Linked DNA regions of Homo sapiens: region 1 is linked to region 2. The links are chromatin loops, found by intact Hi-C in ENCODE. Cell type or tissue: mammary epithelial cell. All regions are shown on one strand. Links, peaks and the distances in the headings refer to the core of each region. The heading gives the core; the rest is flanking DNA.

What was found. A loop is a pair of places that touch in the nucleus more often than their neighbours do. Peaks named below come from ENCODE experiments on the same cell type or tissue, not always from the same donor. Only the 100,000 strongest peaks of a DNase experiment are listed, where the experiment ranks them.
Region 1: a loop joins it to region 2, with 7 times the contacts of the local background. A loop is called at or near these places in 4 of 110 quality-filtered maps.

Annotation. Positions count from the first base shown.
Region 1 is chr5:81,188,809-81,201,701 of GRCh38, reverse strand. RASGRF2 (Ras protein specific guanine nucleotide releasing factor 2) reads right to left here. Exons shown (of 27, transcript NM_006909.3): 19 at 260-372. Among named protein-coding and RNA genes, the nearest start is that of CKMT2, 38 kb to the left of the region's middle. RefSeq lists enhancers at 8,606-9,112, 9,113-9,621. In mammary epithelial cell, for the core only: a CTCF peak has its summit at 6,468 (motif pointing right); a DNase peak (open chromatin) is centred at 6,461.
Region 2 is chr5:80,085,508-80,097,716 of GRCh38, reverse strand. No RefSeq gene overlaps it. Among named protein-coding and RNA genes, the nearest start is that of THBS4-AS1, 7.9 kb to the right of the region's middle. RefSeq lists an enhancer at 11,597-11,891. In mammary epithelial cell, for the core only: a CTCF peak has its summit at 5,821 (motif pointing left); no DNase peak of the experiment used is centred there.

The DNA.
Region 1 (12,893 bases), core at 2,261-10,260, 1.1 Mb before region 2:
GTTCTATAGTAAACCGCTGTCTGCCTCCATAAATAACAGCAACTGCACTCCACACGAGTTATACCACCCCGTCCCGAGTCTTCCTGAGACAGCAGACCCCAAATTGCCCCCAGGAAAGAGAAGATAATACATAACACTTTACTGCTGAGAACATAGTCCCCACTGTCCCCAGGATTCTAAGATTTATTGGCTCTTATTTTCTATGAACATAGCAGGAATCAACCAATGTCATCCAGTCGGCATCTTCAGCTGCCTTCACCTGAGGATATTCGCGGCGGCTTTCCTTTCTTGGGGAAGAAGGTCTGGGTCTCGCAAAACTTCTTCTAGCAAATTTAGGACATTCATCTTTAGTTCATTGTTGAGTTCGAAATCCTGTAAAATAAAATGAATCTTTTTAAATTTTAGCTTTGAAAGGGTTAGCTCTATGACACATGACACCATTCTCCATGATAAATTCTCTAGAAGCTAGGTATGGAAATTAAAATGTATGGACCCTAGAGTTCCCTGCCACACCTAGGGTCCCGATTTAATTGGTTAGGAATGGTGGTCTGTTATTGGTAGTTCTGACAGGCTCCCCTGGGGGCTCCCCAGGGGGTGCAAATGTGCAGTCAGTGTTGAGAACAACTGCCTCTAGGAACAGCCATTGGGAAGGGTCCTTAACAGAGCTTACGAGGCCCTGGCCCACCCCTCCAGCCTCTTCTCTCACACTGCTTGCATCCCTGTGGCCTGCAACACGTACCACGCCCCCAACACACACCACGCCCCCAACACACTCACACTGTCCTAGACTTAACAAATGCCTTCAGTTCCTCAAGAGATATGTGCTTCTCATAGCCTGGAACACTATGCCGCCTCCATACATGTATTTCTATTCATATTTTGGGCCTAGGAGATGATATGCACTCTCCCTGGAGTCTTCTTAATTCACCCAGTGGGATTGGGAGCTTTTCTTTGTGCACCCACGGCACACGTAACTCACGGCTGTCAACTCCCTGTATTCCATTGAAAGGGCCAATTTAATTGCCTGGCTTTTTTCTGGACCATGAGTAAGATCAGTAACTGTGACATACCAGTATCTCAAAGAATATTTGCTGCAAGAATAAAATCTGTCATTTAAGCAGTAACTTGAATGAAAATATGCTAAGGCTATCAATATCTATATCTACATCAATATAGATATGCTAAGAGCTAAAGAATGACACAGACTAATGGGGCCACATCGAATGAACATAGAAGTGAGATTGAAGAGGCACCCACTGGGGAAAGTTGGGACAATATGAGCATCAAAATGAATAATGAGAGTAATAAGCAATAACCAGTTTAATAAGAAGAACCTGTAAGTCCCTATCGATATTGATGCTCACAAAGACAGACAGATTTTAAAAAGGTAGAAAATAAAACTATTCTTCTTCTTTTTTTTTTTTTTTTTAAATCACAGGGTCTCTCTCTGTCACCCAGGCTGGAGTGCAGTGGTGTGATCATAGCTCACTGCAGCCTCAAATTCCTGGGCTCAAGGGGGTCCCCCACCTCAGCCTCCCAAGTAGCTGGGACTACAGGTGTGTGCCACCATGCCCAGCCAATTTTTAAATTTTTTGTAGAGACAGGGTCTTGCCATGTTGCCCAGGCTGGTCTCAAGCTCCTGGGCTCAAGTGACCCTCCCATCTCAGCCTCCCGAAGTGCTGGGATTACGACCGTGAGCCACTGCACCCAGCCTAAAGCTATTCTTTATAGTAGAATTCCAAATAGTAGATGCAAAGAAATAAATGAGTTAGAAAATCACCATTTTCTTTTTTTTTTTTTTTTTGAGATGGAGTCTCACTCTGTCACCCGGGCTGGAGTGCAGTGACGTGATCTCGGCTCACTGCAACCTCCGCTTCCCGGGTTCAAGTGATTCTCCTGTCTCAGCCTCCTGAGCAGCTGGGATTACAGGTGTGTGCCACCACGCCTGGCTAATTTTTGGATTTTTAGTAGATACAGGGTTTCACCATGTTGGCCAGGCTGGTCTCAAACTCCTAACCTCAAGTAACCTGCCTGCCTTGGCCTCCCAAAGTGCTGGGAGCCACCGCACAGGCATGAGACACTGCACCCGGCAAAAAATCACCATTTTCAACCAAAGCAGTAATCACTGATTCAGGCAAGGATCATGACTGAATGCTAAAATGGTTGAATGAAGTGTATTAGAGAACAGAATTAACAGTGTCAGAGTACACCTCAGAGATTACTTATTAATTACAAAGGGAGAATCTGGCAGATAACACCTTACCCCAAGTGATCAAAGTTACCATCCCCCATGATGGAAGAAACCAACATCATATGTCTACTAATGTAATGCTCTGTAATGTAATACATCCTTAGTATTTCTGCCTAAAATGCATAAATTGATCTAATTTTGAAGAAGCATTGGCCTGTACTCTTCAGAAATGTCAGTGTCATAAACAACAGAGACAAACTGAGGAACTCTTCCAGCTCAAAGGACACCAAAGGGATAACAGCTAAATGCAACCTGTGAACCTGGAGTCAAGAGGCGAATGCTTTAAAAGGGCATTACTATGACAACTGGCAAAAATGGAATCAGGACTATGCACTAGTAGAGAGCATTCTGCCAATCTGAAATTTTCCTGAATTTGATCATTTTACTGTTGGCTGTCTAAGAGCAGGTTCTTCACTTATACACTATTGGTGGGAATGCAAATTAGTTCAGTCCCTGTGGAAAGCAGTTTGGAGATTTCTCAAAGAACTAAAAATAGAACTACCATTTGACTCAGCAATCCCTGGGTATATACCCAAAGGAAAATAAATTGCTCTACCAAAAAGAGACATATACTTGCATGTTCATTGCTGCATTATTCATAATAGCAAAGACACAGAATCAACCTAGGTGCCCATCAACGGTGCATTAGATAAAGAAAATGCGGTATACATACACCATGGAATACTATGCAGCCTTAAAAAACGAAATCATGGGCCAGGTGCGGTGGCTCACGCCTGTAATCCCAGCATTTTGGGAGGCTGAGGCGGGCGGATCATGAGGTCAGGAGATCGAGACCATCCTGGCTAACACGGTGAAACCCCGTCTCTACTAAAAATATAAAAAATTTGCTGGGTATGGTGGCAGTCACCTGTAATCCCAGCTACTCTGGAGGCTGAGGCAGGAGAATGGTGTGAACCCGGCAGGCGGAGCTTGCCGTGAGCCAAGATCGCGCCACTGCACTCCAGCCTGGGTGACAGAGCGAGACTCCGTCTCAAAAAAAAAAAAAATCATGTTCTATAAAGCAACATGGATGAAGATACAGGCCATTATCCTAAGCAAACTAATGCAGAAACAGAAAACCAAATATCACATGTTTTCACTTATAAGTGGGAGCTAAATCTTCGGTTCACGTGGACATAAAGATGGCGACAGTGGACACTGGGGACTCCAAAAGGAGGGAGGGAGGTGGGGGCAAGGGCTGGAAAACTTCCTGTTGTATACTATATTCACTATCTGGGTGATGAGATCAATAAAGCCCAAATCTCAGCGCCACACAAAACCTGCACATGTATCCCCTGAACTAAAATAAAAATGCAATTAAAAAAAAAATAACAGGTTTTTGTTCTTGGAGGGAGTCTGGGGAGAGAGAGAGAGAGAATACACGTTAAACATGTGAATGATTTCTGAGGGATTCTAGATGTGTATCAGTGTACTTTCTTTTATTCTGGCAATTTTTCTCTCAAAAAATTTTCAAGGTAAATGTTGGGAAAAAAAGAACAAAAAGGTAGAATTGTGTCTCTTTCATTACTTAATTAAATGTATCCTTATAAAACACGTGCAGGCAGCAGAGAGGAATTGTTAGGTATTCAGAGATGAACTGAACACTGCAAAGTCCTGCTTTTGAGGATCTTACTCTGATAGACTATATCTTTATATGTACAGACATGAGTGTTTATTTTCCCCCATATAAAGTTACTTATTATAATTACATTTTAACTTTCAGGAAAGTAATTTTGAAGCACTGACATTCTGAATCCTTTTAAATGATTGGAGAGAACATTGTTAATTGCAACGAATCAGGTAAAAAGAAAAGAGCAAGATTTTACTATATTTGGTAAAAACAATTAACAAGATCATAATTTCACAAATTGTAGACAATGCAAGTCTAATCTAATTTGAATTTAGTATTTTTGTACCTCAGTTGGGTGGCAGATGGTGTAATAAGTTATTCCCAATATTTTACTTTTTTTTTTTTTTTTTTTTTTTTTGAGACGGAGTCTCGCTCTGTCGCCCAGGCCGGATTGCGGACTGCAGTGGCGCAATCTCGGCTCACTGCAAGCTCCGCTTCCCGGGTTCACGCCATTCTCCTGCCTCAGCCTCCCGAGTAGCTGGGACTACAGGCGCCCGCCACCGCGCCCGGCTAATTTTTTGTATTTTTAGTAGAGACGGGGTTTCACCTTGTTAGCCAGGATGGTCTCGATCTCCTGACCTCATGATCCACCCGCCTCGGCCTCCCAAAGTGCTGGGATTACAGGCGTGAGCCACCGCGCCCGGCCAATATTTTACTTTTCACTGTTTGACCATAGTCCCAATTCTTCAGAAACAAGAGCCACTGGGGCCCAGGAGCAACATAGATGTCAATATCTCATCAATATTAAGGCTTCAGATGATGTTTTCCTAAAATTTCACCTATTTATTGCCAAACACCTTTTTGCTATTAGTTTTTTAAAATGTACATAAAGAGAAGAGAGTAATAGTTTGCCAGTGTTCTTTCCTTTGGTTCCACTCTCTCCCTCATTTCAAGGTAAAGGGATGTTTGTAAACGGTTAATGCTCTCACTTTCATCAATCTTTGTGCACTACATTCTCAGCCATCAGGACTTTATTTCCTTAATGAATATTTCACATATATTAGTGAGACAACTGAGTCCTCATGTAGCTATGTCAGGTCTCTAATGATACAAATAATCTGATTATCATAAATGCACGATTAGTGTGAAGGATATCAGGTTACTGTTTAGACCGTGCTGAGGGTCAATTAGTGGTTTGATCAACCGGCATTAGTGAGTACCTACTGTGCCCCATACTGGGCTCAACGGGGGAGGGGGGAGTGGGGTGGGGGACGCTTCTGGGGCCCCAGGATGGCAAATGTGGGAAAGGTCTTGTTAAGAAAAGCATAATGTAATTTTATTATTTTGAACTCTGGGAAGACTGGTCTGAGAGGGACCTTTGAAGGACTTAATGAAATCTGCCAAGACACTATTTGAAGCATGACAAATGGTCGCAGTTGAATAGTTGCTTTGCTGCTGATGATATAAATCAGACTCTGATATAATGCAAAGCAGAATCTCTGATAGTGGAGTATGAAATGGAAGAATTTTTGCCATCCATAATTTTCACTTACATTTGCACAGGTTTTTACAATGTACAAAGTGACCTTTAGTATATAATTTTTTGTTGTTATTTGTTTGTTTTTGAGACAGAGTTTCACTCTATTGCCCAGGCTGGAGTGTGGCACAATCTGGGCTCACTGTAGCCTCTGCCTCCCAGGTTCAATGGATTCTCACACCTCAGCCTCCCGAGCAGCTGTGACTACAGGTGCACACCACCACGCCCAGCTAATTTTTGTATTTTTTGTAGAGATGGGGTTTCGCCATGTTGGCCAGGCTGGTCTCGAACTCCTGACTTCAAATGATCTGCCCTTCTTGGCCTCCCAAAGTGCTGCAGTTACACGCGTGAGCCACGGTGCCCGGCCGTGTATAAAATTTTAATCCTTCCTTAGCTGACCCAGCATCAGACAAGTCAGGAACCATAATCTCATGGTCTCCCGTCACATATCGGCCACACAGGCTGAAGAGAGGTGATCACATGGGCTGAGATGAGAAGCATGGGGAAATGGAGGGGCTGGGACAAGAACACCAGTCCTTCTGACTCCTTCGTAGTCCTTTATACTTGCCCTTCTCAAACTGTCATGTGCACAGGGCTCACTAGGGGTTGTGGCTAAAATTAGATTCTGATTCAGGGGATCTGGAACAGAGATAAGGATTCTGCATTTCCAACAAGCTCCCGGGTGATGCTGATGCTGCTGGCCCGGGGTCCACCTTTTGAGTAGCAAGACCTTACATTACCTTTGTTTATCTATCAAAAAAAAAAAAAAGGTCACAAAAAAAAAATCTCAAGAAGTAAAAGAAATCTAGATCTTCTGATGTACTACCTAGAATGATTTTATTTTTTACAAATGCATGTAAAATACAGAATTGGTCATTCAAAAGTCCCTGTTGAAAATACAGTAGCTGCTCCTCAATAGAAAGAAATCTAAAGCAGCAAAAAGACATTTGCCCTATTTAAATCCAGAGATAAGTGATTCCTAATGTCTGGCTGACAGCTATGTTGTAATTGTCCGGCATGTAATTATTGGCTACATTTCCCCAAGTCCTGAAACGGTGGAATAAGACGTACCCGAGCGCCTTCTCGGAGGCAGCAATCGAGGCGCCCACAAGATGGCGCTCCCGGGTCAGCATTGGCTCTGGCGCGGGCCCCTGGGTGGAGCCCGCAGGCCTGGAGGAGGGATGTCGCCTGCCCATGTTTATGACACGAAGCCGCACGAAGCCTCATGCGCCAGGAGAGCGAATCCATGGCACCCAAGAGACCCCGAGGTACTTATTGAAGTTATCAAAGCAACAGCGTCTAATTTAGTTTTTGTTTTCCAATTCCTGAAGCAGGGATGTGGAGAGAGAGGATTCGAACGAAGAAACCGCCCTGCTCTCAAAGGTGGCGCACTCAGAAAATGCAAGACGTTTATATTTCATTCTCTGAAAAGGAGCCCATAGCTCTTGTTCCTTCAAAAAGAATTACTGAGTAACTCAACAAACAACGCTCTGCAGTGGAGGCGGAGCAGCAGACTTCTGGGTGGGTTTGCACATGAAAGAAACATTAACAAAAGAAACCAAGAGAGGCTTGAGGAGGGCGTCCATCTGCAAGGGGCCCCCCTTGGGGACGCCCTACTGACCCTTAGGAGAGGCTGGGCCTGGAAACTGAGGTCCAGAAACCACCTGCAAAAAGCGGGTAGTTCTGGCCAGGAACAAGACAAAAACTGTCAAGGGATGGAGTGTGGCACCCAGCACACGCTTAGGAGCAAAACACTGTCCACCGATGATGCCAGAGTCTTCCAAGGGAGAGATGCTATTGTGAGATGAGTCTATTTTACCAAAATTGTATTGACTCTACTCAACATGTTCATAAATAATTAGGAAAATTAGCATTTTACCTGGATCAGTTAAAAAAAAAAAGAACAAAAAACAAAAAACAAACAAAATCCTAAAGTAATTGTAAGTAAGACAGTGAGAGGTTGCCCCATGCTAGGTAATTTTTTTTTGAGACAGAGTCTCACTCTGTCACCCAGGCTGGAGTGCAATGGTGTGATCATGGCTCACTGCAGTCTTGACCTCCTGGGCTCAAGGGATTCCCGCCACCTCGGCCTCCCAAGTAGCTGGGACTACAGGCACATGCTACCATGCCCAGCTAATTTTTAAGATTTTTTTTTTTTTTTTTTAGAGATGGGGCTCTCTCTATGCTGCCCAGGCTGGTCTCCAACTCCTGGGTTCAAGCAATCCACCTGCCTTGGCCTCCCGAAATGCTGGGATTACAGATGTGATCCACCACACCTGGCCACATTTTAGCTACTTTATTATCTCATTTAATCGTCAATAGCAATACTGCAACATATTTACTATCATGATTTCCATTTTGCATATGGGGAAGTCCAGGTACAGAAAATCTAGGTATCTTATCCAAGGTCAGACAGTTAGCAAGTGGCAGGCCCATGACTTAGATCCAGGCTAAACTCTTGGCTAAAGCCTGAGTTTTTAAACTGCTTTTCTAACCACTCAACCTCTTGAGATAAAGCAACTATCGAGCTGGGCACGGTAGCTCATGCCAGTAATCCCAGCACTACGGGAGGCTGAGGCGGGTGAATCTACCTGAGGTCAGGAGTTCAAGACCAGCCTGACCAACATGGTGAAACCCCATCTCTATTAAAAAATACGAAAATTAGCTGGGCATGGTGGTGGGCGCCTGTAATCCCAGCTACGCAGGAGGCTGAGGCAGGAAAAGCACTTGAACTCAGGAGGCAGAGGTTGCAGTGAGCCGAGATCGTGCCATTGCACTCCAGCCTGGGTGACAGAGTGAGACTCCATCTCAAAAAAAAAGAAAAAGAAAAAAAGAAAAAAGCAGCTATCAGTGACTTAGTGGCTGCTGGCTTGGGGAAGGGAAGGCTGAAATGTCAAACAGTTGCAGAGCCTGGAACTATCTCCCTTCACTGATGACCATTTGAGACGGGGATCTGGAAACTGTGGTTTCCAGTCTGAATAAACTAGTTTGCATTAATGAGGCTAGATCATACACCAGAAAAATCATCTGCAAAGCAATAAATCAGATTTTCTAGCACTTTAAAACGAATCCCTGTTGATAGCTTAGGCATTTTAGAAATGATATTCATTCTTTCAGGAGAGCAGGGTAGTAATTAGTAATTTACTATACATGGCCAAGGGAACTCTAGGACATTGGGAAAATCTGATTCTATAAACACAGTTTGAGGCTAAAGAGAATTATGAGAGTAATTTTCTCAGTGTAATAAGTACAGTATATTCCTAACAGTGGCCAGAGGTTTTAAAAGGAAAGTGAAAATACTGCAGAGTGGATTAAAATCACACAAATAATTTTAAAATCTGGAACAAAGAGCTTATAAAGAAGGACTCAGGATGTGTTGAGCTCAGAAATAAGAGGTGGGGGGTTAATTTAATGATTTTCAAGAAAATGAAAAACATACTACTGTTTTCTGTCTTGACTACACAAGATGAAGAATTTAAATTGTGGTGTAGAGTTAGTTTAGACTCGGGCCAGTTTGTAAACTGGGAAGCTGAGGCAAAGGCACTGAATGATCATGATATATGCAAATCAGCCTTGACAGGTCTGGGGTACACAGGTTTGCATTCCTCATGTTCATGAACTAGAGACAACCTCCTAAACCAAGGTGGTTTTCAACTCTTCTGAGGAGAAGAGACCTTATTCAAAACTTTAACATTGAAACCCTCTTCCAGGGGAGATTGTGCTGGCTAAAACCTGGGATGAGAGCCTCTGCAGGGGACCCGCTCGCCTTGCTCACCGGCCACCACCGCTGGCCTGCCTGCGTCGGCGCCACCTTGGGGCAACAGGGACTCTGAATCAGGGCTTCTTGCTGGAAAAGTGAAAGGGTAGGGTTTTCTGGCATTTTCCATTGCCTAACTACAAAAATATTTTAAAAGCCTCATTGTTCACACGATGAAAAAGAACATTCTAATAGAAAAACATAAGGAAGGGCAATAAGTTTGGAATTAAACCCTACATAGCAATACGACAGTACTTCTAAACTTTCCAATACACGTTCAATACTTACTAGTCATTAACTACTCAGTAGGTTCTTGAATCTTCAAAGAGGAACAGAATGTAGAGAAAATATATGCCTGACAATCATCTGGGGACTTATGTTTCAGGTAGTAAAACCCACAGACAATTAAACCCCAAATCTGGTAAGCTCTGTGCCTTGCTCCTGGTCAGCCCTCAAACGTTTGTAGAATGAATGCATAAAAGTCCATGGGGGAGAATACTTGACTTTGAGACAAGTGGTAATAAGCTACCTAAGTTTTAAACTGGTGGTTTGGGAAATTAGTTTAGCAGATGTGAAGTGGGAGGCTACGGGGAGAAGGCACAGCGAAAATGTGGAAGATATGTTAGAACAAAAATAACTGGGAAGCGGCAAATGGCAATGAATGACACTAATTCAGTGAGAAGGAAAAAACCCATCCAGAAAACTATTTATTTGATCATTTGCTGACAAATGACTCTGCATTTGAATGACTGCTAAAATTCAGCCCCTAGTTCTGAACAGCTGTGCATACAGGAATCTTTAAATACTGCCCCACAACCCCGGAATCAGATCGCTTCCAAGCTTACATCTTTACGCCCCAAAAGGGAATCAGTCAGTTTAAAAAGCATTTACCAGAAAAAAAGAGAATTTTTTTTTCAGATGCTGTGTTTTCCATTAGGTAGGTGGTAAATTTATATGGATTGTCATTTTCAAGAAAATGACAAAGACCAGAGGGAAAATGAAAAGTCTGGAAGGGCATCCTTTTATTGCCAATATTTAAAACTGTATTTAACTTTCTTAAGTAATGCCCCCTGCCAACAAAATTATCTTTGAGTTTAACTCTAATATAACTAGAAAGTAGTCATTAGTTATACTTTTCTTTTTACCCTGATCCATAGGAGGGAAAAAGACTGACAAAGAAAGCTGGTGGGTGCATCCTTCCTTCCCCAAGGAGAAGATGCACTTAGAGTTACAGGAAGTAGCATCTTTGACATTCACCCAAGGAGAGACTTTATGCAAAGAGATTGGGAGCTATAAGTTAATGACATCTGAGAGCAGAGTGGAGAGGAGAGGAACACAAAGAGAAAGGCAACAAGCAAGGCAGAGCCGTGGGGCCTTGAGAACCAGTTGATAACACAAATGTTAAGTCAGCTCTTGGCATTCTGAGGCAGCTCTGAAGTGATGGAGAGCACTGGTCCAGGCCTGGTCGGATCAAACAAGGACCAGGTGATGTCAGGATCATTGTTCCCCATGCTGAGGGTTGCATGCCGCAGTCTCCAGAAATGCTTCCAAGGTCCAAGAGTGATTACAAGAGTGGGGAGACAAATTAGGAAAAATAAGGGCTCTCCATGGCACTTGCATCAGAAAACTCTTACAACAGAGATAAGAAGCTATCGAAGTACATAAAATTCCATCAACGAAATCCATCCACAAAAGGTTAAGGAATCCCACTAGTTCAATGGGGAAAATGTTTCTGTTTCGGCAGCTAATGAAAACGGAAAATCAGTGCCATTGAAGGCACACTTCCTAAAAGCTTAAATCTAGCTTATGCTAGCTTAATAAATCCTGCTGTAAATGTCTCACTGTAAGGAGAGTTTAAAGGATAACAATAGGGATGTATAAAAATAAGAAAAAACTTTGGTAAATAGTTCAAGGAACTAGGATTTTCTTACTTGGTTGGTTGTTTGCCTGGACCAGAGAAAAAGAATAAAAATCTATCTTTGGAATTAAAAAAAAGAAAAGAAAATCCATACTTATCAGATAATAGTTTCTTACATTTCATATTTTCCAGAGAGATATGACAAATAATTCATTTGTGCATTATAACTTCACACAGATAATTTTGCCAATTTTACAAATGTGGAAACTAGCAAGCTAACAATGGAATCCAAACTAGTGTGCAAGTTTCCAGGTTTCTCTCCTCATCTGAGACCTTTTTGACCCAGGAACCTCTGAAGAACTGAAGTGAAATGTGACGCCTAAGGCATCTGTTCTGAGGGGAGAAGGAGAGGGCAGCGGTCAGTAAAAGATTACAGCAGGACCCAGCACTGCCGTAAAGATAAGGGTCAGCCTATGTGTCCAGGAAATCAGAAGGGGCCAAAAGGAACTGAAGTTGCTGGCCTATTTAAATTAAACGGAGCATTCTCTATTTCATTTGGGCGGCTGTCATGGGGAATCTGTTTGTGAACAAACACTGGTGTGTGCCTGGTGGATGTTTGGGATCTCTTAGCTGAGATACGCAGAGGCTGACAGTGTCGACAGCTAGAAGTGAATGGGTGCTGATAAATAATAAAAGGGTGAGACTGACATAAAAGTGTGTCGGGCGTAGTGGCTCACGCCTGTAATCCCAGCACTTTGGAAAGTTGAGGCGGGTGGATCACAAGGTCAGGAGTTCGAGACCAGCCTCGTCAATATGGTGAAACCCCGTTTCCACTAAAAATACAAAAAAATTAGCTTGGTGTGGTGGCGCATGCCTGTAATCCCAGCTACTTGGGAGGCTGAGGCAGGAGAATTGCTTGAACCTGGGAGGTGTAGGTTGCAGTGAGCCAAGATTGCACCACTGAACTCCAGCATGGAGACAGAGCGAGACTCTGTCTCTGAAAAAAAAAAAAAAAAAGTATATAGGCCATCGATTATCCTCTGACATGGTGATTGTATAAAATTATCTGTGGCTAGGCACAGTGGCTCATGCCCGTAATCCCAGCACTTTGGGAGGCGGAGGTGGAAGGATCACTTGAGGCAAGGGGTAGGTCAAGGCTATAGTGAGCTACGATCGCACCACTGCCCCCCAGCCTGGGTGACAGAACAAGACCCCATCTCTTAAAAAAAAAAAAAAGAAACACACACAGAAACAACAAAAAAAACATAAAACACCATTTGCAAGGCTGAAGCAGCAGACAACTCATTAGTCATTTAAAAACATCTCATAGCTGCTAGCATTTCACATTGAGACCAAATTTTATCTTCTTATTCCTGGTATCCCCATCAGTCCTACCAGCTGGGGACATGCCCAGGAGCCTCGTGGCACTCTGTGGTGCCTGAGCAGTGGGCAGCATCTCACCCACTTGTCAAGGTGGGATATCTGGGGTCTTGAGGCTTCAAGAACAGCGGGGGTTTCCTGGCCCTTCACCGCGGGCAGCTCTGACTGTACTTCCTGCAGGCAGGTGGCCTGGGGAGGCTGGCCGGGGCGTCTGCTGTCACCATCTCAGCCTGGGAGGTGCAGTGGTTGTCAGCAGGGGCACAGCACTCCTCCCTGCACCAGCCTTTAGCAAGTACAAATCCTTTGAGCAACACAAAATAGACTCAGGGTCAAAAGTAACTTTCCTAAGGAAAGATTGAGAAACAGGGAAAGCATTGGCAGTGTTGACATGTGCTATTCTCACTGTCCTGAGTCAGAAGCGGGTTTTTATGTTTCACATTTTGAGCGGTCTGCATCTCAACAGTTGGCCTGCAAGATGGAGAGGCTGCAAGATTGGGGGTTCCCGGCAAAAACTGTGCAGCCAGACGGCGGGGACTGAAA
Region 2 (12,209 bases), core at 2,102-10,101:
TTTACACACCCGTTCCCTTCATCTCACTGGAGCCCATTCCTTAGGTCTCCTAAATCCCCCGCACCTCCAACATAGGCAGAAAAAGCAGCTTTTGCACCAGAGGAAGCCCAGAAACAAAGAACTGCAGGTGCTGGTGCTTTGACATCCGTGAATGACAAAGTGAAAGAAATGGGCAGGCCACCAAAGCATCTGCCACGGTGTTTCCAGCAGGGCCGAAACTCCCTCGGTGTGAGTGGGGCCGGGTGCGCACAGGGAAGCAAGATGGATCCAAGCGAGCTCTTTGTCAAGCCCAGTCCTCTGTAAAAGGTTGTCGGTCTGTGTACTTCATAGAGGGACTGGCCAAGAAGGCACAGGTGGGGTGAAATCTAGCCCGGGTTCCACCACTAAGCACCATATGGGTTCGAGGCACTCTGTATAGACTTAGGTTTGAACACCACGGGAAGAGGGAGGTGTGAAGTCTGATGGGTGAGAGGAAGGTGAAGAGGAGGGAAGCTGGGGCCTGAGAAGTCCCAGGTCATACCTGCCTTCCACTGTTGAGTCTCTGCCCATCGAAACTGGAAGCGGGATGGCCTCCCAGGAGATCTCTGAAATTTCATCACGTACAGTCTATCAGCATGTTTTCTTTTTTTTCTTTTCTTTTCTTTTCTTTTTTTTTTTTTTGAGATAGAGTCTCACTCTGTCACCCAGGCTAGAGTGCAGTGGTACCATCGTAGCTCACTGCAGCCTCAACCTCCAGGGCTTAAGCTATCCTCCCACCTCAGGCTCCCAAGTAGCTTGGACGACAGGCACATACCATCACATCCAGCTAATTTTTGTATTTTTTGAAGAAATGGAGTTTTACCATGTTGCCCAGGCTGGTCTCAAACTCCTGGGCTCAAGCGATCCACCTGCCTCGACCTCCCAAAGTGCTGGGGTTACAGGCGTGAGCTACGGCAATCCGACACTGCTTTTTCTTTGAGTCCTCTAGACAGAAACCCCCTTTTGGACTTTACCCCTGCCCTGGCCTACCTGAGGCAGTTCTCATAGCAGGAAAATGAGAACCATGAGCCTGTAGCCCCAAAACCTGGGATCTGGCCTCAGTTTTGCTCCTAACTAGCCATGTAACCCTGACAAACCACAGAGGTGACTAGGCCTCAGTTTTTCCAACTGTAAAATGAAAAGGCTGAAACAAAAAGCTTCCTGATGACTCTTCAGATCTAAGATTTGGTGAGTCTATGGTTCTGGATACATGACTTTATAAACACTTCCCCATCCGGAATTTCTTTTGCATTAAGGAGGATTAAATTTAGCTGGAAGTAACAGTAAAGCCCCAAGAACAGATGGAGATTTTTCATGTCCACAAAGTCCAGTGATAGAAATCTTATGGTCTGTTACTGGTATGTTACTCCACGGTGTCAGTTCTATCTTGTTCTCTGTGATGACGCTTCTATTCCCAAGGCTTTCTCATCAACTCAAGACAGCCTCTGGAACTCCAGCTATTATATCCATATTCCAGCCTAGGAGGAGGGATAAGAGGACGAATAAGAAATATTAATGATCTGGCTGGGCGTGGTGACTCACGCTTGTAATCCCAGCACTTTCGGAGGCCGAGGCAGGTAGATCATGAGGTCAAGAGACCGAGACCATCCTGGCCAACATGGTGAAACCTAGCCGGGTGTGGTGGTGCATGCCTGTAATCCCAGCTACTTGGGAGGCTGAGGCAGGAGAATCACTTGAACCCGGGAGGCGGAGGTTGCAGTGAGCTAAGATTGCACCACTGCACCCCAGCCTGGCAACAGAGTGAGACTCCATTTAAAAAAAAAAAAAAAAATTAACCCTCTTTAGAAGAAGATTCCCAGAAGCTACCATGAACTTTTTTGCTTATATGCCACTGATCAGAACTTAGATGGCCACAACTCACCTGGGAAGTATAATCTTTTATTCTGGGCATCTGGGTTCCTGCAAAAATTTGGGACACTATGACTATGAAAGAAGGGTAGAGCTGGTATTGGGGGTGACTGCCTCACCTTAAATTTCTCTAGGTATGAGACTAACCAAATAAACCACTTCAGTTAGACTCTGTCCCTTGTCATGTGTCCAATCTCAGGGGTCTCCACTTTGAGTTTTGCTTCTCCAGCTCTGCAGGTGTTTTGTGGTGATTGGCCTCAACTTTTAGGCCCCTGTTTTCCATTATTTTCTCATTAGTGATGCCTGTGATGACCTAGCACCTCAATTATTCTTTGCACTTTGTAAGCCCAAAGCCTCTTTCAGTTGTTGGAGATAGTTGACTGATGTTTCGGGGTCTCCAAGACCACTACATTTAAGTGGTTTGCTAGAAAGTCTCATCGGAGGCTTTCTAGACAGGGATGTTTAGAACAAGGCTCTCTTTGGACCCAGGTAAAAACTCTCAGGATTAAGTAAGTCTGAGTTCTTCAAATAAACAAATGCCCTCTAAATAGAATCTAGTGATTGGCTGAAGCATAACTCAGCATCTAGTTATTCTTACAGTTATAATTTATTACAGTGAAAGGATACAGGGCAAAATCAGCACCAAAAAAAAAAAAGAAAGAAAAGTGTATGGGGCCAAGTCCAGAGAAAACCAGGGGGGCAAGCTACCAAGAGTCTTCTCCAGGTGGAAGTCACATAATATGTGCTTAATTTCCCCAGCAATGAGTTGTGACAAGGGATATGAAATGTTGGCCACAAGGGAAGCTCATTAGAGACTCAACACCCAGGGTTTTTATTAGGGTCTCGTCTTGTAGGCACCTTCTCCCTACCATGTACCAAAATTCCAACTCCCAGAAAGAAAGCAGATGCTCAGCATAAACCACACTGTACAGTCAAGACATGGTGAACCACTCTTATCAGTTTCAGAAATGGTGGGAACACTCTGGAAAGCCAAGTGCTCAGATACCAGCCAAGGGCCAACTTTGCAATTAGGCCTTTCTAACTAAAGATCAGCAGCCATCTCGGACCTGCTGTTAACTCTTCTCTGCATACCTGGTGAATGTGTGCTGTCGCTATAAAAGAATTTCAGATTTTGGAACCAGAGTCAGTGATGCTGGGTTTGAATCTCTTTCCATCTATTGATAAGGTAGGAATCTTCTACCTGAGACCTCAGCTCCTGTCGGCTGGCCCCCAGTGTACCCCTATCCTCTCCAGGCAGTGGTGACAACCCCTAACAGGTTGTTAGCCAGAGTGTTCCCAGACTGAACTGAGGGTTGGGCTGCTTGTTCTCATGGCCCAGTAATGAGATGCAGATAAACTGGGAAAGAAGAGAGTTTATTTCTGTAACCCGGTACAGGCAGAAGGCCAGGAAAATATCACCAGACCGACTCATATTTACAAAGTTTTCCAGTGCTTATATGAAGCTATATGTCTACATGTAAGTGTGGATTCATCAAAAGACACAAGTGACTGATTCCCTGTAATCCATAACTAAGATCTGAGTCCTGGAGACCTTCCTCCGGAGCCTCAGTAAGTTTATTTAATCTAGATGGGTCCAGGTGCTGGGGGTGATTACCCTTATCTTGCCTCCCGCTGAGTTATGGCGGTCTGGGGAGTTCTTTGCTGACCCCTAATAAAACGTGTTTAATCCTAAACGTGGGTACGAGGAATGTAAGAATTTCTTTGTTATCTTGTCATGCTTCAAGGCCCAGGAAAGGCCTAGGCAAGACTCTTGGTGGCTTTTGTCACATTCCAGCCTTTGTGTAAGGACACTGGCTCTTGCAGCCTTTAATGTTTAACCTAAGCACTCAGTCAGTGCTGAAACAGTTGTCATGGAGGCCTGCCTGTTTAGCTATTCGTGAGACCTGGCCTGCCACAAGAGGGGTTGAGTCCCAACCTTCTCCATATCCCCTGCAGGCCGCACAGGGTACCTGGGAAATCCCAAGTACGGACTCTCATACTCGATCACTTACAGAGTCAGGTAGAAACTTACATGTGTGGACACTGCGGTGCATGGACAACACAGGCCCTTTTCAAGGTTCCTGTGCGTGAATGCAGATGGAGGCTGGAGCTTTTGACTTTTTAAAGAGAAGTTGGAAATCCAGGTTTTTGTCTAAAAACACTCAAATTTTAAATGTTTGCTCAAGTTAGCAAATAGAAAACCCAACAGCAACCACCAAAACACTATATGGCCCAAAGAATTTTTGACTCAAGTAATTTAGGTCATGCAGACTGTCCTGGGCCAGGAAGCTGCCTGCCCCCTGCTCCCTGGAAGTGTTCTTCCTGGCAGGGATGTTTAGGACGAGGCTCTCTTTAGACCCCGCTAAAACCTCTCAGGATTAAGTCTGGGTTCTTACAACAAACAAATGTCTTCTAAACAGAGCGAGAGAATCTAGTGGTTGGCTTTGAGGTGCATTTAATTCTTTTTTTTTTGAGATGGAATCCCCCTCTGCTGCCCAGGCTGGAGTGCAGTGGCACAATCTTACTGCAACCTCTGCATCCAAGGTTCAAGTGATTCTCCTGTCTCAGCTTCCCAAGTAGCTGGGACTACAGGTGCATGCCACCACACGTGGCTAATTTTTGTATTTTTAGTAGAGATGGGTTTTGCCATGTTGCCCAGGCTGGTCTCAAACTCCTAACCTCAAGTGATCTGCCCGCCTCCACCTCCTAAAGTGCTGGGATCACAGGCTTGAGCCACTGCGCCCGGCCAGGTTCATTTAATTCTAAACTACACTATAATTTTGCAGTTATGATCAGTATTATTAATAGTAAGACAAAGGCTTTCAGTCATACAGAGGCCTGGACTAAAATGGACTGGCTTTGTGTACTTTTAAAATCCCTCCCAGTATCTAGCACAGTGCCTGGTATGTAGTAATTGCTCAGTGTGTGTCTGAAGAATGAGTGAATGATGAGTGGATAGATGAATGGCTCTTTGCTTTGCTCATGGAGAAGACTCTATCCTGTGAATTTAGGCTGAGGGACAAGGCAGAAGTCTTTGCGAAGCAATACCTAAAAGAAAGCGAGGCTTCAGTGTTCGTTCAGAGACTAAGTTGCAATAATTCACGTTTAGGTGGTGGTTTCCTTCCTATGTGGTGGTTGTTGCTTTTTGTTGAGATGTTCGTTTTGATAAATAAGAGTTCTTTTTTTTTAGACAGGGTCTTGCTCTGTCACCCAGGCTGAAGGGCAGGGGTGCAATCATAGCTCACTGCAGCCTGTCCACTCAGGCTCAAGTAATCCTCCCATCTCAGCCTCCCAAGTAGCTGGGACTACAGTGCACACCACCATGCCTGACGAATTATTAAAACATTCTCAGTAGAGATAGGTCTCACTATGTTGCCCAGGCTGGTCTCAAATTCCTGAGCTGAGGCGATCCTCCTGCCTCACCTTCCCAAAGTGGTAAGATTTCAGGCATGAGACACCACTCCTGGCCAATAAAATTGTTCTTAAGCCCTGAACTATTAGCATATAACATAGTGCTAGGAGCAGAGTAAGTGTTTAATAAATTGTAGTTGTTGTTATTCTTTTTTTTTTTTTTTTTTTTCCTGAGACACATACTTGCTCTGTTGCCCAGGCTGGAGTGCAGTGGCGCGGTCTCAGCTCACTGCAACCTCCGCTCCCCGGGTTCAAGCGATTCTCCTGCCTCAGCCTCCAGAGTAGCTGGGACTACAGGCGCAAGCCACCGCACCCAGCTAATTTTTGTATTTTTAGTAGGGATGGGGTTTCACCGTGTTGGCCAGGATGGTCTCGGTCTCCGGACCTCGTGATCCGCCCGCCTCGGCCTGCCAAAGTGCTGGGATTACAGGCGTTTGTTATTCTACTTTTAATGAAATTTAGTCATCTTTTAGCTAAAAAAGTGGCTGGTTTAGGGGCTATTTTTAGAGGATTGCTGCCCCCTAGTGGATGATATGAAAGATACAAGAATTTGAGGCCTCTTGGCCTCGCCAATTCCACAAATTTGTACTTTATTGAGAGGTGGAGGGTGAGATAAACATGGCACGGTCCTTATCCTCCAGGAGCCTGTAGAAAACCACAGAGCTACTGGGACTTTGGAGATGTTAGTTCTCAAGCCCTGATCCTCAGAATTCTGGTAGGAGGGGTAGGAGTGGGATGGAATTGTTGTGAGGAAAACTCCTTAAAAATATGCTAATGGAGAAAATTTTTCGTTCAAATCTTCCTTCCATAAATTTTTCTTAGACATTAGATATCTGCTACTGTTTACTCTAATAGGTGCTGCAAAATAAATAACTAGGCCGGGCGCGGTGGCTCACGCCTGTAATCCCAGCACTTTGGGAGGCCGAGATGGGCGGATCACAAGGTCAGGAGATCGAGACCATCCTGGCTAACACGGTGAAACCTCGTCTCTACTAAAAATACAAAAAAAAATAGCCGGGAGTGGTGGCGAGTGCCCGTCGTCCCAGCTACTCGGGAGGCTGAGACAGGAGAATGGTGTGAACCCGGGGGGCGGAGCTTGCAGTGAGCCGAGATCACACCACTGCACTCCAGCCTGGGCGACAGAGCAAGGTTCCGTCTCAAAAATAAATAAATAAATAAATAATGAATGACTAGTAAATACCCCCAATGAGGCAGCAGATGCTCACACTTAGTTGGATGATGCTTGTGAACGCGTATGTTCACAGCAGTGAAATTCTATTGTGCTTTGCAGTATATAAATTTAATGTTACTCAACAAGTTAAACTTAATGAAAGGGAGACTTATGCGCTGAATCACAGCTTGGATGATGGATAAAAGCAAACCTTCCCGCCCGCCCCAGTGTATCCTAAGCTGTGACTTCCTAGGTCTCCTCCTCCAGGCCAGGATGGGAACTGGGCTCAGCCACCCGTCTGCCTGGAGCCATCAGCTCATTGGTTATTTGTGGAATTTCTAGGGTGAGTGATCTGGCCTGGTTTAAACATAGGCATCTTTTAGGAACAAATCTAAACAGTAGGAGGCCACGTGTGGTGGCTCATGCCTGTAATCCCAGCACTTTGGGAGGCTGAGGTGGGAGGATTGCTTGAGCCCAGGAGTGTGAGACCAGCCTGGGTAACATAGTGAGACCTCATTTCTAAAAAAGAATTTTTTAAAATTAGCTATTGAAGTTGTTCACAATATGTTGTGGTAGCACTTTGAGATATTGACCCATTTCCTTTTCATATTTCCCTTTGCCCCAGTCCTCCCATTCTGGCAGAGTGGACTCTGGGCCCACTATTTCAGTGAGGCTGTGGTGGTGTGAGTCAGAGCCAGCTTGCAAACTGTTCTAGTTTTTGTGTACCCAGAGCTAAGCCCATAGTCGAAGTCTGGGGTTTGTGGGAGTGTCTTAGTCCATTTTGTATTGCTATAACAGAATACCATAGATGGGGTGACTTACAAAGAAAGGAAATTTATTTTACATGGGAGGTTGGGAAGTCCAAGATAGATCAAGTGCTGGTATCTGGTAAAGACCTTTGTGCTGTGTCATCCCCTGGTGGAAGATGGAGGGGCAGAGAGTATAAGAGAGCAAGAAATGGAACTCACAGCCTCAAGGTCTTTTATAACTGACATTAATCCATTCACAAGGGCTCTGCCCTCATGAATTAAACACCTCCCACTAGGCCTTAATTTTCAAAAGTGTTGTATTAGGGATTAAGTTTCCAACACATGAACTTCAGGGGGCACATTCAAGTCATAGCAGGGCGTAAGTGAAGGAACACCGGGAATGGATAAGATTTCTTGGCCAAAAGCAAAAGGGAGAATAAGGCTTCCCTCCTCATACTTGAGAAGGATTCTCCCATGCTGAGAGAGAAGGAAGGGAGGCCTGTGGGAGCTTTCTGCAGTCCATAGGTAAGGGGCCAGTAAAGGAATGGCTGCAAAGGTTCACACAGATTTGAGGTCCCCAGTGTGGTCTGTTAGAGTATGGGGGGTGGGTGCTGACTATGGTCACGTTAGAAGGAATCTGTGTGGATAGATGTCCCCCTCCCCAAACACCTTGGTTCTGAGAAGACATCCTAGAGTCTTGATTCTGGAAGAAGAATGGGAACCCCAAGAAAGACTGAGGTTATGTTTCTCTTGAGTTTGGCACAATAAGTTCTCAGAAGAAAAACAAGGTGAAATTTGGGAAATAAAGTTGTTTTTCTCAAAGACCTGAGTTGAAGGCGTGGATGCATGTCCACTCCATAGTTGAGGAGGTAGACAATGTGAGGAAAATACTTTTCGTTCTTTTATGATGAGCCAAGGAAATAAGCTAAAGTTACTTCTCAGTCAGGTGGCGCAGTCAGAATAGGAGAGCTTTCATTCTGGACGTCTCATTCACCCCAGCCCTCCAGATAAGCAGACATGTTTAGGCATCCTTAAAATTTTTGATGTAGTAGGGAGAAGAGAGAGGTGCTCCTTGCCACATCGCCACACCAGGGCCCCAAGTTGGGGCTAGTGCATTCTTCAGGCCATGTGTCCTGGAAAATGAGGGGTTTGAGAGCTGACAGCAGGATAGCTCAGGCCCCCAGCGTTGCTGCAGCCAGCTGCTTGGTGATGCCCTGGAGTCAGGGAGAGCTGAATCAAGGTCCTTAATCCCTCTGTGCGGTGACAGTCCCCAATGTAGAAAAGGGCAGTGTTCTGGGATGATTGTTAGCCCCTTATTTGGAATTGAGGATGCAGTTCTCCAGATCTCCACCCCTCAATAAAAAAAAAATCAGTGCTGACTGTCACTGTGCTGTTTTTTATTGATTTTGTTATTTGCTTATAAGGGTAGCTTTCATACACAGAAAACACAATTTATGGTGACTGGTTTTTAAAATTAATGTTTGATTAAAGTTACAAATTACAAAACCTTAAGTATAGAAGTTCAACTTAAAAATCTTACGACTCTACTACATCTATAAATATACAAATCTACTTATTACTTTATAGCAAAATTTATAATCACTTGTAAGCTTTTGATTGTCTAGTGCCATTTGTAAACTTAATTAAATTTCTTTAAATGCTCTAAATTCCATTTATAAATTTAATATATTTATAACAATATACTATGCTAATTTGTAATACATTATAAACTAAATTTAAATTGCATTTATAATGTTTTATTTTTATGTCACTTGTCTGACAAAACCTGCCTACGCACTTAAATAACCCTTGTAAATTAAAAAAATTTATACAGTGGATTATAAATTATCTGAACCACCTCAGTATCATTTACATATTCAACCAAATTCTCCCTACCTTCTGATTTAAAATCAGAAGTCTGAAATCAAATACTCAACTACAGACAATCCCCAACTTATAATGGTTTGACTTAAGATTTTTTTGACTTTATGATGGGCTTATCAAGATATTAAATGCCATGCTGGCTAACACGGTGAAACCCCATCTTTACTAAAAAAATACAAAAAATTAGCTGGGTGTGGTGGTGGGTGTCTGTGGTCCCAGCTACTCGGGAGGCTGAGGCAGAAGAATGGCGTGAAGCCAGGAGGCGGAGCTTGCAGTGAGCCGAGATCGCACCACTGCACTCCAGCCTGGGCGAGAGAGCAAGACTCCATCTAAAAAAAAAAAAAAAAAAAAAAATATATATATATATATATATATATATATAAAATGCATTTTCACTTATGATATTTCTGACTTGCCGTGGGTTTATCCCAGGATGTAACTACATGGTAAGTAAGGGAGCATCTGTATGCATTTTAAACTAGAATCCCACATTGAATTTATTGCATTCTGTATGCCAAATTCTCTTAGATATTTCAAGTACTTTGGCACATATACAAACATAATTCCCAAGCACCACACAAAAATATTAGGATGATGGGTCCAATTGACTTCAGCATATCTGTACTTAGTTCTACAATTGTAGAATTATTTCTCAGGAATAAAAGACCCTTCTCCACTAAGGAAACTCTACTGCCTCAGGAAATTTGGGGTGCATGTCAATTGTCTGAGGTTATTAACCAACGATTTGGGCGAGGTGGTAAAATGTGGAGCTTGTAGGAGGCATTCCTTATTCCTGAAGGAAAGGTTGTCTTTTACAGAAAACACAATTTATGGTGACTTTGGTTTTAAAATTAGTATCTGATTAAAGTTACAAATTACAAAACCTTAAGTTAAAAAATTCAACTTAAAAATCGTATTACTTTACTATATTCTATAAATATGCAAATCTACTTATTACTCTATAGCAAAATATATAATCACTTTTAGGCTTTTGATTAATGTTTAGTCCCATTTGCAAACTTAATTAAATTTCCTTAAACACTCTAAATCCCATTTATAAATGTAATATATTAATTTATGACATACTATGCTAATTTGTAACATTAAAAACAATATATTTAAATTTCATTTATGCATTTTTTTGTCATTTGATGAAACCTACCTATGTGCTTATATAACTTGTAAATTTAAAAAATGTATATAATGGATGAGAAATTATCTTAATCATCTCAATATTTTCATATTCAACCAAATTCTCCTACCTTCTGACTTAAAATCACAAGTCTAAAATCAAATACTATCTTTGGGAGGCCAAGGCAGGAGGATCATTTGAGCCCAGGAGTTTGAGACCAGCCTGGGCAACACAGTAAGACCCCATCTTTACAAAAAAAAATAGAAAAAATTAGCTGGATATGGTGGTATGAGCCTGTAAGTCTTAGCTACTTGGAAGGCTGAGGTGGAAGGACTATTTGAGCCAGGAGGTTGAGGCTGCAGTGAGCTGAGACTGCACCACTGCACTGCAGCCTGAGCGACAGTGAGATCCTGTCTCAATAATACTAATAATGATGATGATGATAAACCAAATATTCAACTATAAACAACTCCCAACTAATGATGGTTTGACGATTTTTATCAAAACATAACCCTATTTAAATTGAGGAGTATCTGGACTTCATGATGGATGACTTAAACTTTTGACTTGGGTTTATTGGAGTACTAAATGCACTTTGGACTTAAGATATGTTCAACTTACGGATTTATTAGGACATAGCCCCATTTTAAGGTGAAGAGCATCTGTCTGCATTCTATACTGGAATCACAAGTTCAATTTGCATTCTCTAATTATGCCAAATTCTCTTAGATATTTCAAGTACGTTGCCACATATTCAAACATAATTCCCCAACACCACACAAAAATATTAGGATGATGGGTCCAATTTACTTCATCATCTCTATACTTAATTCTATAGTACTAGAATTATTTCTCTGGAATAAAACACCCTCACCCACTGTGGAAACTATACTGCCCCAGGAAATTTGGGGTGAGCGTCTCTGTCTCCTGAGGTTGCCTATGACCAAATTGGGCGGGGCTGTAAGATGCGGAGCTGTGGACACTGCAGGGGGTTTCTTCATGCCACTGAAAGGTTGAGCCACCCTTACAGTCCCGATGTTACTGGGGACCCCAGGCGTGTATCCCAAACAGGGGCACCCCACCTCTCACCCCTAGATTTATGCTGTACAGTATCTAGTTTGCCCACGGCCTCACTTCTGGACCAGATTCTTTTTTGCTGCTTGAGTCTGTTCCCAGTTATCTTCTAGCCTAGGCAATAAAAAATGCCTACAGATGTTTCAATAGCAGGTGGCTGGATTCTATATCTTCCTCATTCTCTTTAACTCTATAGCCTGTCTCCAAAATTAACCTAAGGATAATCACCATAATACTTCTGGAGCCTAGGACTAATAACCTGGATGGGGAGAAGGAAGAGTTTTTTTTTCCTTTTTCTTGAGTGTAGGCAAAAAGGGCTGCACATCCCTTTGTGCACCTGCTCCCATGCCCCCAGGCCTCCTCTGGCTGCCCCCAGTGCCCTCATCCTGCCCCCAGAGATCTCCCACACTTCCCGTGGGATTCTACTCAGCCATGATCTTTTCCCTACAGTGACAATGCCTCTTTTCTTTCCCAGCCACGCCTCCCATTCCCCCACAGTGACAATGCCTCTTTTCTTTCCCAGCCACGCCTCCCATTCCCCCAGTACTTAAAAAAAAAAAAAAAAAGTGAGACAGGATCTTGCTATGTTGCCCATGCTGGACTTGAACTCCTGGGCTCAAGTGATCCTCCCCATTCAGCCTCCCAGGTAGCCAGGACCACAGGTGCACACCACCATGCCCAGCTCCTCAGTCTTCTCGATCTCCATGAAAAGTCAGGAGGTGAATGGGCATTGGAATGAATTCATACTAGTTGGTGAGAGACTGATGGCCACTCAGTCCTAGAGGTGTAAGATTCAAATGAGGCTCTTACTAACCTAATGGAACTGTAATAGGAATTTGAGTCATTGTGCTAAGGTTGAGTATAACAAGTATCCAAGAAGCCCAGGGAGTTACCTGGGGGA